3 separate regions of the Homo sapiens genome follow, and all the other regions are linked to region 2. Evidence: chromatin contacts called from ENCODE Hi-C or POLR2A ChIA-PET data. All regions are on one chromosome and are shown on one strand. The core of a region is the stretch at or near the end of the contact, and the rest is flanking DNA. Distances in the headings are between cores, read along the strand shown. Region 1 holds the start of LINC02136 (long intergenic non-protein coding RNA 2136). Region 2 holds the start of CMTR2 (cap methyltransferase 2). Region 3 holds the start of ZNF23 (zinc finger protein 23).

Region 1 (3,844 bases), core at 1,122-3,621, 140 kb after region 2:
TGGTCATGCCAGCCTCATCTCATAGCCACCCCTGCCCCTGGCATTGTCCATGTCTCTTGTTCTCACCATGCACCCAGCCTCACACACCCACCCCTAACACTGAACGCTTGGATCTCTGCTTCCTACGTAGAACTGTCTACAATCTTCCTGCATACCTGCTGCAAGGAATTCAGAAAACTCCATACCAGCCTCTGCCCCTAAGAAAGAGAAGTCAGCTCACGGAAAGAGGAAAGGCACAAAGAGGTAGCAGAGAAAGAACATTCCCTGCTAGTTCTGGGCCACTGTGGCAAGGGGATCGCAGAAGGAAGGGGTCTTGTGGACCACGGATGCTGGGGTAGGACTGGGTAAGTGGGAGGATGGCAGGAAGGTTCTGCACGGGTCCGTGGAAGTGGGTGGCCCGTTTCATCCAGGTGGGAGAGTGTGGGTTGGCCTTGTCCTTGCAGGGCCCTGTGGAGTATTTCCCCAAAGGCTGGGAGAAGCCACTCAAGGTTAGGAGCGGGACATCTTGAAAAATATGTTTAAAGTGATTGCTAGAACAAACCATGTTCCTTCCCTCTATAGCTTCTCTGGCTGAGCAGCTCTTCAAAGCATCTGGGAACCACCCCAACTGGGGATGCTGCCTGACCATCAGCTCCCCGGGGCCGAGTGTGTATGGCCCCAAGATGAACATGAGGGGAGCCCCAAATTCAAGGCTGGCTGGTGGCAGAGAGAAACGCACCCAGGACACAGACTTCGGGCAGTGCTCCTTCCTCCCTTCACACTCTCCCTCCTGCTTTGAACCTGGAATGGTGAGAGCAGCTGAGGGCAGCTTGGGGGTGGGATCCTGAGCCCCCCTTTCCCCACACCTCTGGGCACGTGGAATGTGGCCCACCCAGGGGTGGCTCAGATCCTGTCTCTGGATCGCAGAGGCCCCAGCCTAATGGAGAAGGCAGGACTAACACACAGAGAACAACTGAGAACCCCCTCAAACCCTGGGATGTGCTAGTCACCAAGTGCCCTAGGAGATCAGAGAAGAAAGAATCAGAGTGACCACTGTGCAAGAAATCACCGGAAACCAGTTCCCAAAGGAGCACCGAAACCCCGATCAGAAGAGCAGGTGTGTGTGTGTTGGGGGGGGGGGGGGGGTAGAAGAGACTAGTCCTATCAGGTAGTGAAATATATGATTGGTTATCTGGTAAAAACAAGCAAAAATGCCACAAGGTCTTAGAGAATGAGTAAGCTGGCAAGTTCAAGGTCGTCATCTTACCCAAAATGGTTTTTGGGCAATGGGATGGGGTGAAGACTCCCTGGGGCAGTAACATCCCTGAAACAGTGAGAAGGGAATCTTGAGATGGGGAGAGCTCCCTCCACCCACCCATCCACTCGCCCATCCCTCCCCGCACCCTTTATTCCTGTCATCTTTTCATGTGACAATAAATTGGACAGCCCTGCTTGGAGCCAGCAGTGCGACTCTGCTGCCCTTCATAGACCCTCTGGGCCTATGTGTAACCAGGAAGCAAGATTATTTGAGAAAGAAGAGAGAAAAAGAAAAACGCGGGATGCAAAATAAACAAATAAATAAATAAATGAATTGGCAAGTCCAAGGCAACCATAATTTCTTCCCTCCATTTTCCGACTGAATTCACGTCCAAGAATCTTCTGGAACCTTCCCTCCCTGCTTCCACCTCACCCCCACCTCGACTCCAGGACCTAGACCTGGGCCTGGAGATTTCACACCCCACACCCCTTCTCTGCCCTCCTGCCCTCCTGCCGCGCTCTCCTGCTCCCCAGGGCCCTACTCACCCCTCGCTCCGGGGTCGCCCCTGACGCCCACCCGCGGCTGAGGTCGCACGCTCCAGCCTCAGTCCACCCTGGAACCCTGCATTTGGCAGCCACGAGAGCCCATCTCCCGCCCAATCAAGAGGCCGTCGCCCTGGAGACGGAGGACCCCAGCTGGGGTCACCCCTTGCAGCCTCCTCTCCCGTGCTTGCCGGTTCTTGCCACCCTCCGCCGCTTGCACCGGACCCAGGCGCTCATCCCCCGCTTCCCCCGCGCCCCAGCCCGGTCACGCCTCGGAGCTTGTCCCCACCTGGCCGTGCTCAGAGTCTGCCTGCCCGGCGTCCCACACGCACCGCAGGGCCCCACCGCCTCTTGGTGAGCCGCGGTGGCTCGGGTCCCGGGTCCCCAATAGGCTGCGCTCCCGGCAGGCAGCTTTCTTCCCGGCGCGGGGCTCGTTCCCTGAGGCCAGGCCGCTCAGTGGCCGCAAGAGCGACCTTCCCACATGTCCCCAGGTGTGCGCACAAGCCCGGGGTGAGACCAGAAGCTGCTGCCTGCAGAGCCCGACCTTGCGTAGATGACTCCGCGAGTGCAAGGGGCTGCAGGCATTTTCTTACAGGAGGTAGCAAGCTTGTCTAAGCAGAGGCCCTCTTAGCGCAGTGGGCAGCGCGTCAGTCTCATAATCTGAAGGTCCTGAGTTCGAGCCTCAGAGAGGGCAGCTGTTTTGTTGTGCTACGAATGCAGCAAATGTTCGGATGTAACCCAGCAAAGCACTCTGAACTATGGGCAAAGAGTAGGTGTGTCCCTCAAGGACCAGAGAGTAACAATTGCAGCAAATATGCGGATGTCACCCAGCAAAGTGCTCTGAACTATGGGTAAAGAGTAGATGTGCCCCTCGAGGACCAGAGGGTAAGGATGTGCCATCACCTGACAGCCAGGTGTACAGGAGCAGGGGACCCTGCCACAGGGCCGCGTAAATAAAATACATGGTAAGGTCAACTCGCGAATGAATCACCCTTGCTCATAACGAAAAGAAACTCAGATCACAGCCACAGGAACTGCTATTGTCCCCTCTCCCAGGAATTAAAATCCACAAATGAGGCCGGGTGCATTGGCTCACATCTGTAATCCCAACACTTTGGAGAGCCAAGATAGGAGAATAGCTTAAGCCCGGGAATTTAGAGACCAGCCTGGGCAACATAATGGGACCCTGTTTCTACAAAAAATAAAAATAGCCAGGCGTGGTGGCAAGTACCTCTAGTCCCAGCACCTCTGAGGTGGGAGGATCGCTTAGGTCGGAGCTGCAGTGAGCCCTCATCACACCATTGCACTCCAGCAGTTTTAAAACAAAACAAAACAAAAACCTCCACAAATGAGAAAACACGCACTGTTGGCATGAATGTAGGCAAACGGACACTAAGCGTTGCTGGTGAGAGCTAAATTGAGTCAATTCCTCTTGCAACATCTATGAAAATCAGCCTCCTAGACCACTTCCAATCTCTTTTTTCCTCGACCTTCCTCTGCTAGGAGAAAGGCCTTGTCTCCACCCTCGCCTCCATCCCAGACCCAGCTTCCAAGAGCCAGGAAGACCGAGGCAGTCAGCACCCAGCCTCAAGAGATCTAGGAGAGGGGGATGAGGCGTGGCTTGAATGACAAGCTCTGATTCTAGCTCTAGCTGAATCCTTCCATATTTTTCATTACAATACCTTCTATTTATTTTGTAGTTTATTCTCTATTAGTTATTTAGAAGCATATTTAATTTCCAAAATAGGAAAATTCTAGTTTTATTTTTATTATTTATATCTTAATTGCATTGTGGTCAAATAATATATTCTGTAAAAGTTAAATCCTTTGAAATTTATGGCTCAGGTATATGGTCGTTGTAAATGCTGTGTATGTGGGTGGGGTGGGGGTGTGTTCTGTAGTGGTTGTGTGCCTTGTTCTAAGTTTTCTTTTTTTTTTTTTGAGACTGAGTCTCGCCCTGTCGCCCAGGCTGGAGTGCAGTGGTGCGATCTCGGCTCACTGCAAGCTCCGCCTCCCGGGTTCACGCCATTCTCCTGCTTCAGCCTCCCGAGTAGCTGGGACTACA
Region 2 (3,459 bases), core at 710-3,209:
TTTTTGAGACAGGGTCTCACTCTGCTACCCAGGCTGGAGTGCAGTGGCACAGGTCATAGCTCCCTGCAGCCTTGACCTCTTCCCAGGCTCAAAGGATCCTCCCACCTCAGCCTCCAAAGGAGTTGGGACTACAGACGTGCACCACCACACCCAGTTAGTTAAAAAAAAAATTGTGGAGATGGGGTCTTGCTCTGTTGCCCAGGCTGGTCTCAAAATCCTGGGCTCAAGCAATCCCTCCAACTCGGCCTTCCAAGGTGCTGGGATTACAGGTGTCAGCCACTATGCCTGTTTTTTGTTTGTTTCTTTTTTACTGGTAGAGCTATATTTAGACAAATTTCTAAAGGAAGACAAAACTGAGGTGTTTCCACATTCACTAAAATCTTAAAATAAGGGCATATAAAAGTTTTTTTCAACAAGCTCCTCTGTCTTAATTCGCATTGTGCTTGCTGGAAACTACAGCCATGTTTAGATCTCATCTATACTCTATTTCGGAAAAAGTCTAATTTTAATCATTAACTTCACATACTAATTAACGGCTGTAGTTAAGCTGTGAAACCTTACCTAAGCTAATAGGAAATTACCTTCACATGAGGACAACTTAAGTGATTCAGACACTCCACCGTTCTGACTATACTTTTGCTGTGTTGCCACCTAATTTTTATTACTACTCCCTTACTCACTACTCCAGCCAAACAGGCCTTTCTGCTGTTCACTGAAGACACCAAGCACATTCCAAGACAAAAGTCTTTCTGCATTGGTGGTCCCTCTGCCTGGAATGCTCTTTCCCCAGCTGTCAGCACAGCTAACTCCTTCACCTCCTTCCAATATTTGCTCAAATGTCATTTTCTCAGTGAAGCCTACCTAAGATTGCATCTTGCATTCCCCATGCCTCTTACCTCGCTGTATTTTTTTCCTATGGTACTCATGTACTTCCAACCTATAACTTCCTTCTTTTTGTTTACTGTTTATTATTTGTCTTCCCCAAACTAGAATGTAAGCTCCACAGGACAGAGATCTTTGTTTTGTTTACACATAGACCATTCCAAGAAGTTGGACATTGCCTGGTACACAGTAAGCACTCAGTATTACTGAATAAATGAGTGGATATCATACTTAGCACAAAAGGGATCTCTCTCTTCAGGTTCTGAATATGAGTCATTAATAGTGCACCTCAACTTCACTCCAGCACTTAAATGCATGACTTAAAAAAAAAAAAAAAAGCATGTGGCTTACAGCGTGTGTGGAAAAATTTTCCAGTATATGATCCTCTGAGCCTTTCATTAAACAGTCCTTTGAGCTTTGTGACATCATAATTCTGCTAAGTGGGTCGCTATTACCATTCTCATATTGCAAACTCAAGTAGGCAGTTATGTAGCCCCCGCCCAAATTAGTGAACCCAAAACAAAACCCACAAGATCTCATCAACAGTTTTTACCTCACAGCTGACACTTATAAAGGAGTTCCAAGTGCTTCCGCCAACTCCTCCTACCAGCAACTGTGAAAACAACGGCCAGTGAGTATCCAGGGCTGACTTTGGGCCGGGCACCCCATATCTCATTTCATCTAGTGAAGTAAGTCCCAAACCCCACTCCAGAGGCCCGGTCCCTGACCTGGAGGAAACTCAGTCCCAGCCCCTGGCTCACCCGCTGGGAAGTCGAAGGAGGGCCCGGAATCGTACCCAGGCCTGGATTACCTTCGCCCACGCCCACTGGGGCCCCAGTGTCTGGAGAGGCTGCACTTTACTCTCTCGAGGAAGCCATTCTGCACTTCCGCTCTCGGGGCTGCTTCCCGGGATGGTCCCTCCCTTTGGGTCCGCGGCGCCTCCAGCCACAAGGCAGGGAGATGGTGCGCCGGACTGGGGGGAAGGCTGTCCGGACCCGCCCTCGCGGCACCGGGAAGCCAGTCCCACCTCCGGGCCCCGCAGCCGCGAATGCCGGCAGACAGGGACCAGGAGGCACTCAAGTCCCACTGCGCACGCGCCCTGTAGGCCGGGCCGGAGTCACGTGCGCCAACGTTACGCACGCCGGCGACTCTCGCCTCGCCTAGGCCTCAGCTCCCTAGGTTTTGCTTCGCGGAGTACAGAAGCTGGGAGGCGCCAGCCTCCCGCCCCCGGCCACTATGGCAACGGAAGCGGCGCGCGCAGGCGGAGCATTCTTTGGCTCCGTCCCGAAGAGGGGTGAAAGGGAGAGGGACAGGGAGGCGAAGGGGAGGGGGAGGGGGAGGGAGGGAAGGGACGGGGCAAACCTGTCTGTCAGGACGTGCTGGTTCCGCTCACTGGCTGCTGGCCCCAAGGGCTTTCAGACTCTTCTGGACAGTTGTTACTTCCTGTACAGACTGGGTTGAAACTGCAGCTCAAAAGACGATAGGTTAAAAGCCAAACTAGGGAACTGCAAGATAAGATTGTTTATATATACATGACATAATATATATTAATTATGTTGCTTAATAAGCCAATAAGAAAAAGGCCAACAACCCCAGAAGGAAAATGAGCAAATATTAGAACAGGCCTCCCAAAAAACAAAAAAGTCAAACAAATAGCCACTAAGGATATACAAAACTGTTTAAACTATTATTAGACAAGAATGGAAATGAAAACAGCAAGTTTTCTTTTTACTCGGTTTAGCAAAGATGTAAAACCTTGGTAATGACCACTGTTGGTGTGACTATGGGGAAACAGGTTTACATCTGTGGATGGAAGAAAAACGTTATTAGAAACCTTACGGAAGGCAAACTTATTTATTTGTTTGTTTACTGAAACAAGGTCTTACCCTCACCCAGGCTGGTGTGCAGTGGCTCGATCTCGGCTCACTGCAGCCTCAACTTCCCCGGGCTCACGCGATCCTCCTAGAGAGATGGCATCTCCCTATCTTAGGCTGGTCTGGAACTCCTGGACTCAAGCGATCCGTTGGTCTCGGCCACCCAAAGTGCTGGGATTACAGGCATGAGCCAAGCCGCCTAGCCCAGAAGGCAAACGTTGAAAAGAGACATGCACTTTGGCTGGGCGCAGTGGCTCACGCCTGTAATCCCAGCATTTTGAGAGGCCGAGGCGAGCGGATCACGAGGTCAAGAGTCCGAGACCAGCCTGACCAACATAGTGAAACCCCGTCTCTACTAATAATGCAAAAAATTAGCCAGGCGTGGTGGCGGGCGCCTGTAATCCTAGCTACTTGGGAGGCTGAGGCAGGAGAATCGCTTGAACCCGGGAGGCGGAGGTTGGAGCGAGCCGAGATCTCACCACTGCACACCAGCCCGGGCGACAGTGCGAGACTCCGTCTCGGGAAAAAAAGAGGACATGCATTTTAACCCAGCAATTCCTCCTCCTCGCAGTTTATCCTTAGGAGATAATTAAACAGCTGGCACTCACTTTGGACAAAATGTTCATTTCAGCATCTCAATAACATAGCCAAATGGAAATACTCTAAATGTCTACTTTAAGAGAATTAATTAAATTATTACAGT
Region 3 (3,321 bases), core at 182-2,681, 170 kb after region 2:
ACTAGAGAAACTCTCATATGTAGGAAGTACGTACAAAAATATTATCAGCACATTTTAATAACAAAACACTGAAAACAACCCACATGTCCATTGAAAATACATCGATAAATTTTCATACAGTTTTTACAATGGAACATTACCCAGAAGCTACACACAGAATGAATTTGGAAACTTAACATTGAATTATGCGAGTCCCAGATGACTTATACACACAATGGTGCCATTTATATGAAGCTCAAAAAAAAAATTTAAGTACATTGCTTACAGATACATGCATATGTAATTATTTTTTAAAATAACAGGGCTACAATTAACACAAAAGTCAATATAACTGTTACCTCTAGGGGTTGGAGGCTGGGAGTTGGGTTGAGGAGGAGGAACACATTGATAAATTCAGCAGTACTGGCAATCTTCTCTTTCTTAATTGGGTGGTGTGTTCATGGATGTTTACTACTATATATGTAACATATAAATATATATTTTAAATAAATATATAAACCAGCAAGGATGGGGTGAAATTGAGGACCCAAAATGTAATACAAAGAACAGCCAATGTGCTTAACTATACTACAGTGAACATAACCACACTTAAGTGGTAGGAAAGAAAAGGGGTAAGCAACTTTGGAAAACAGTATTTTGACTAAATACCATAAGAGTAAAGACAAAAAGACCTGTATCCAAGTACTGTACTTTAGGTAGTAAATTTGCTTTTCATGGGGGTATGAATTAGCGATTCTGAGACTACTAAATATATTCTAAAACTGAGTGAATTCGTAATTACGTTGTAGAAGTCATTCCCAGGTCACTGTCAACCCTGAGCCGAGAGAAGCAGGGCTGAGTTACCTTTTGGGACTGACACTGCTCCAGGAGACAATGTCCTCCAAAAGCCGGGCTGCTTCTGCTGCCGGGTGACTGGGAGGGGCTCTGCGCTCCCACTCGGCCCTAATTCATGACCCTATGTCAGGAGCCTGGGAGCACACGGTCCATACTCGGGATGCACATAGGTTAATGTTCCTGCCAGACCTCAGCATGTCAAAAGACTTGTGGTATCACCTCGGGCCGCTTCACGCCCGCAAATATTCCATCTTTTAGCTGCACCGACACATCTTCCCCCGTCGACCAAGTGCTAAATGCTCAGGGCCTCGTGGCTGGGACAGCAACGTGCGTTTCCCCTTCCAATGGGCGCAAGCTATTGAGCCACAAAGACCAAAGCTGGAGTCGAGGAGCGCGGAAGAGCACCCCGGGCCGCCGCCCTGCTCCCTCTCCCAGCCTGGGCCTCCTGGCAGCGTAGGCCACGGGAGACCCTGCAGCACCCAGGGTGGGAGTGCGTCTCAACCGGACCCAGAGCCTGGGGGACAGGGCACGGCACACAGCGCCCGGAGCCCTGCACTCACCTCCGTAGCGGACTGCTCCCCGGCGCTGCCGGAAGTGCGTCACCAGGCGGCCGGGCCTCTCTAGGAGCAAGGTCGCTGCGCCTCGGTGGTGGTCACGCCCGGCCAGCTGTGGCCGCATCCCTGTCGGCTAGCTCGGGTCTGGCCCACGGTGACTGTTACCCCTGGGGAATGGGGCAGGTAAGAATCAGAGCCAAGCGGGGACCCAGCCCGGGGAGGTGAAGCTGCAGGTGCAGCCACGTGTGGGAGTCTTGGAAATGGACCAGTGGATGGCGCGCTGTCACACCCAATGCCCCCTTTTTCTAACAAATAGTTTGTAATGTCCATCTTATTCTCCTGACCTGATATTCATATATAATGGCCTAGAAAATCATACATAACATACACACCTACATATTAAAAACTAATGTTATGCCTTAAGTGTAATGAAAGAGAAAAAAAAGAGGACCGTCATCTGTCGTTTAAAAACACATACTTCAATGTGTTTGGTCTTGGCTGCTGCAGGAGACCTAATAAGGTGGTCGCCTTTACACATAGACGTTGTCTGAGTGCCACAGCCACAAAGCTGTGACTTACATTGTTGCAAAAGTCACAAAATTATGATCCAAAATGGCAAACATGTTTTCGTGAAGTTCTGAATGAAACACAGGACAATCGTCTCTTGATTATACAATAATTACATTCCTGGAAGATCAGTGTATGTTAAAACTGTGCAAAAATACATGTTTATCCAGAAAACAGGTTTAGATTCAGATAATTTAGAAATAGAATTTTCACCTACCTGAATGTTCAGCAAGACATTTGAAAGTGTGAACATTTTTTCAGTGGGCAGGACTGTCCTGTACATTGCAGGATCCTGGCTCCTATCCACAACGCTAGTAGCAATGTTACCACTGACACCAAATATAACAAAATACCTACCATAAAATTCCAAAATGAGCCCTGGGGGAAGGGAGACAGTACTAAATGCCACTGGATTGGACGACCCTTAAAATCCCCACCCCCTCACACACCCCCTAACCCTGGTAATGTGGGCTTTTCTTCCTTCCAGCTCTGATCCATCCAACGCTGCTGCACTGGAGACTGGTATTTGGCTCCCACTTGCCTCTGTGGCTTCTTATCACTCCCATTCATTCCCTGACTCTACCTCAGCCCTACATGCTAAAAATGCTGTTCTCTAAATCTAGAATGCCCTTCCCTTCCCATTCCTACCCTCCATCTTGACTGTTACTGGAAGTGTGAGCTCAAATCCCATTTTGCATGGGAAGCAAGCCTTCCCTCATCACCCAGAATAAGGCAGGACACTCATTTATGTGCCATCACAGCACTGTGTACTTACTTAATGGTGATAGTTTATTTATATGTCTGTCTTCTCTGGTGGCTGCAGGGAACAGACACTGTATCTATCTTGTTCAACATCATCATCCTCAGCTAGAGAATAACTGGCAGAAAGAAGGAGAGCAATAAACATTTGTTGTTGACAATGGTCCAAAGGCTCCAGCCCTAACTCTTAGGCAGAAGCCTACTTTGTGTGTCCCCAAGGGTAGGATATGTCTTATGCCTTGGACCTTGACAGTGACCATGGCCAGGTGCCCTTCTCTGCCTTGCCCTGACCCTGATCTTCACTGTTTTCCAAAATGAGTTCATTAAGAAAATGATTGGGCAGAGTAATAGCTGGGGATTACGTTGCTCTTGTCAATAAGTTCTGGTTTTCACTTCTTTCTAGGGTCAGAAATCAGGAGTGAGGACTTGTTGAAAGAAATAGGAAGGAATCAGATCACATAAATGCTGGCCCCAAATGTTTGCATCATAAACCCATTGCCTAATTTTACAGTTGAGAAAATAAAGCTCTCTAAATAACCACAAAGCTCCTACTCCTACTTCAGACATATCAGAAAAATGAGATAATAATGCACAAACCAAGTTTCAA

The links. Hi-C counts contacts between places; a loop is a spot of excess contacts on that map. ChIA-PET counts read pairs that join two places held with the same protein, here RNA polymerase II (POLR2A). Pooled maps may share reads with other maps.
Region 1: a loop to region 2 is called in a pooled map, with 3 times the contacts of the local background. The contact joins the promoter of LINC02136 here to the promoter of CMTR2 in region 2. A Hi-C loop is called at or near these places in 3 of 50 pooled maps. POLR2A ChIA-PET finds 5 or more read pairs at or near these places in 3 of 52 experiments (RWPE1, WTC11 and activated CD4-positive, alpha-beta T cell).
Region 3: a map of CD4-positive, alpha-beta T cell shows a loop between it and region 2 (5-fold over the local background). The contact joins the promoter of ZNF23 here to the promoter of CMTR2 in region 2. A Hi-C loop is called at or near these places in 5 of 168 maps with a recorded cell type or tissue (CD4-positive, alpha-beta T cell, gastrocnemius medialis, left cardiac atrium and 1 more), 8 of 37 single-sample maps with no recorded cell type and 19 of 50 pooled maps. POLR2A ChIA-PET finds 5 or more read pairs at or near these places in 5 of 52 experiments (A549, AG04449, IMR-90 and 2 more).

Annotation. Positions count from the first base shown.
Region 1 is chr16:71,424,093-71,427,936 of GRCh38, forward strand. It overlaps LINC02136 (long intergenic non-protein coding RNA 2136), which reads right to left and starts at 2,372. Exons shown (of 3, transcript NR_146574.1): 1 at 2,069-2,372. TRM-CAT2-1 (tRNA-Met (anticodon CAT) 2-1) reads left to right here and starts at 2,401; the gene lies at 2,401-2,473. RefSeq lists enhancers at 1,790-2,290, 2,842-2,941.
Region 2 is chr16:71,287,443-71,290,901 of GRCh38, forward strand. CMTR2 (cap methyltransferase 2) reads right to left here and starts at 1,960. Exons shown (of 3, transcript NM_018348.6): 1 at 1,694-1,960; 2 at 1,436-1,495. LOC102723786 (a long non-coding RNA gene) reads left to right here and starts at 1,358. Exons shown (of 4, transcript XR_933707.3): 1 at 1,358-1,513. RefSeq lists silencers at 1,713-2,082, 2,163-2,232.
Region 3 is chr16:71,460,816-71,464,136 of GRCh38, forward strand. It overlaps ZNF23 (zinc finger protein 23), which reads right to left and starts at 1,432. Exons shown (of 5, transcript NM_001381984.1): 1 at 1,395-1,432. It overlaps LOC124903709 (a long non-coding RNA gene), which reads left to right and starts at 1,497. Exons shown (of 2, transcript XR_007065105.1): 1 at 1,497-2,477; 2 at 3,118-3,321. RefSeq lists enhancers at 1,031-1,120, 1,391-1,550.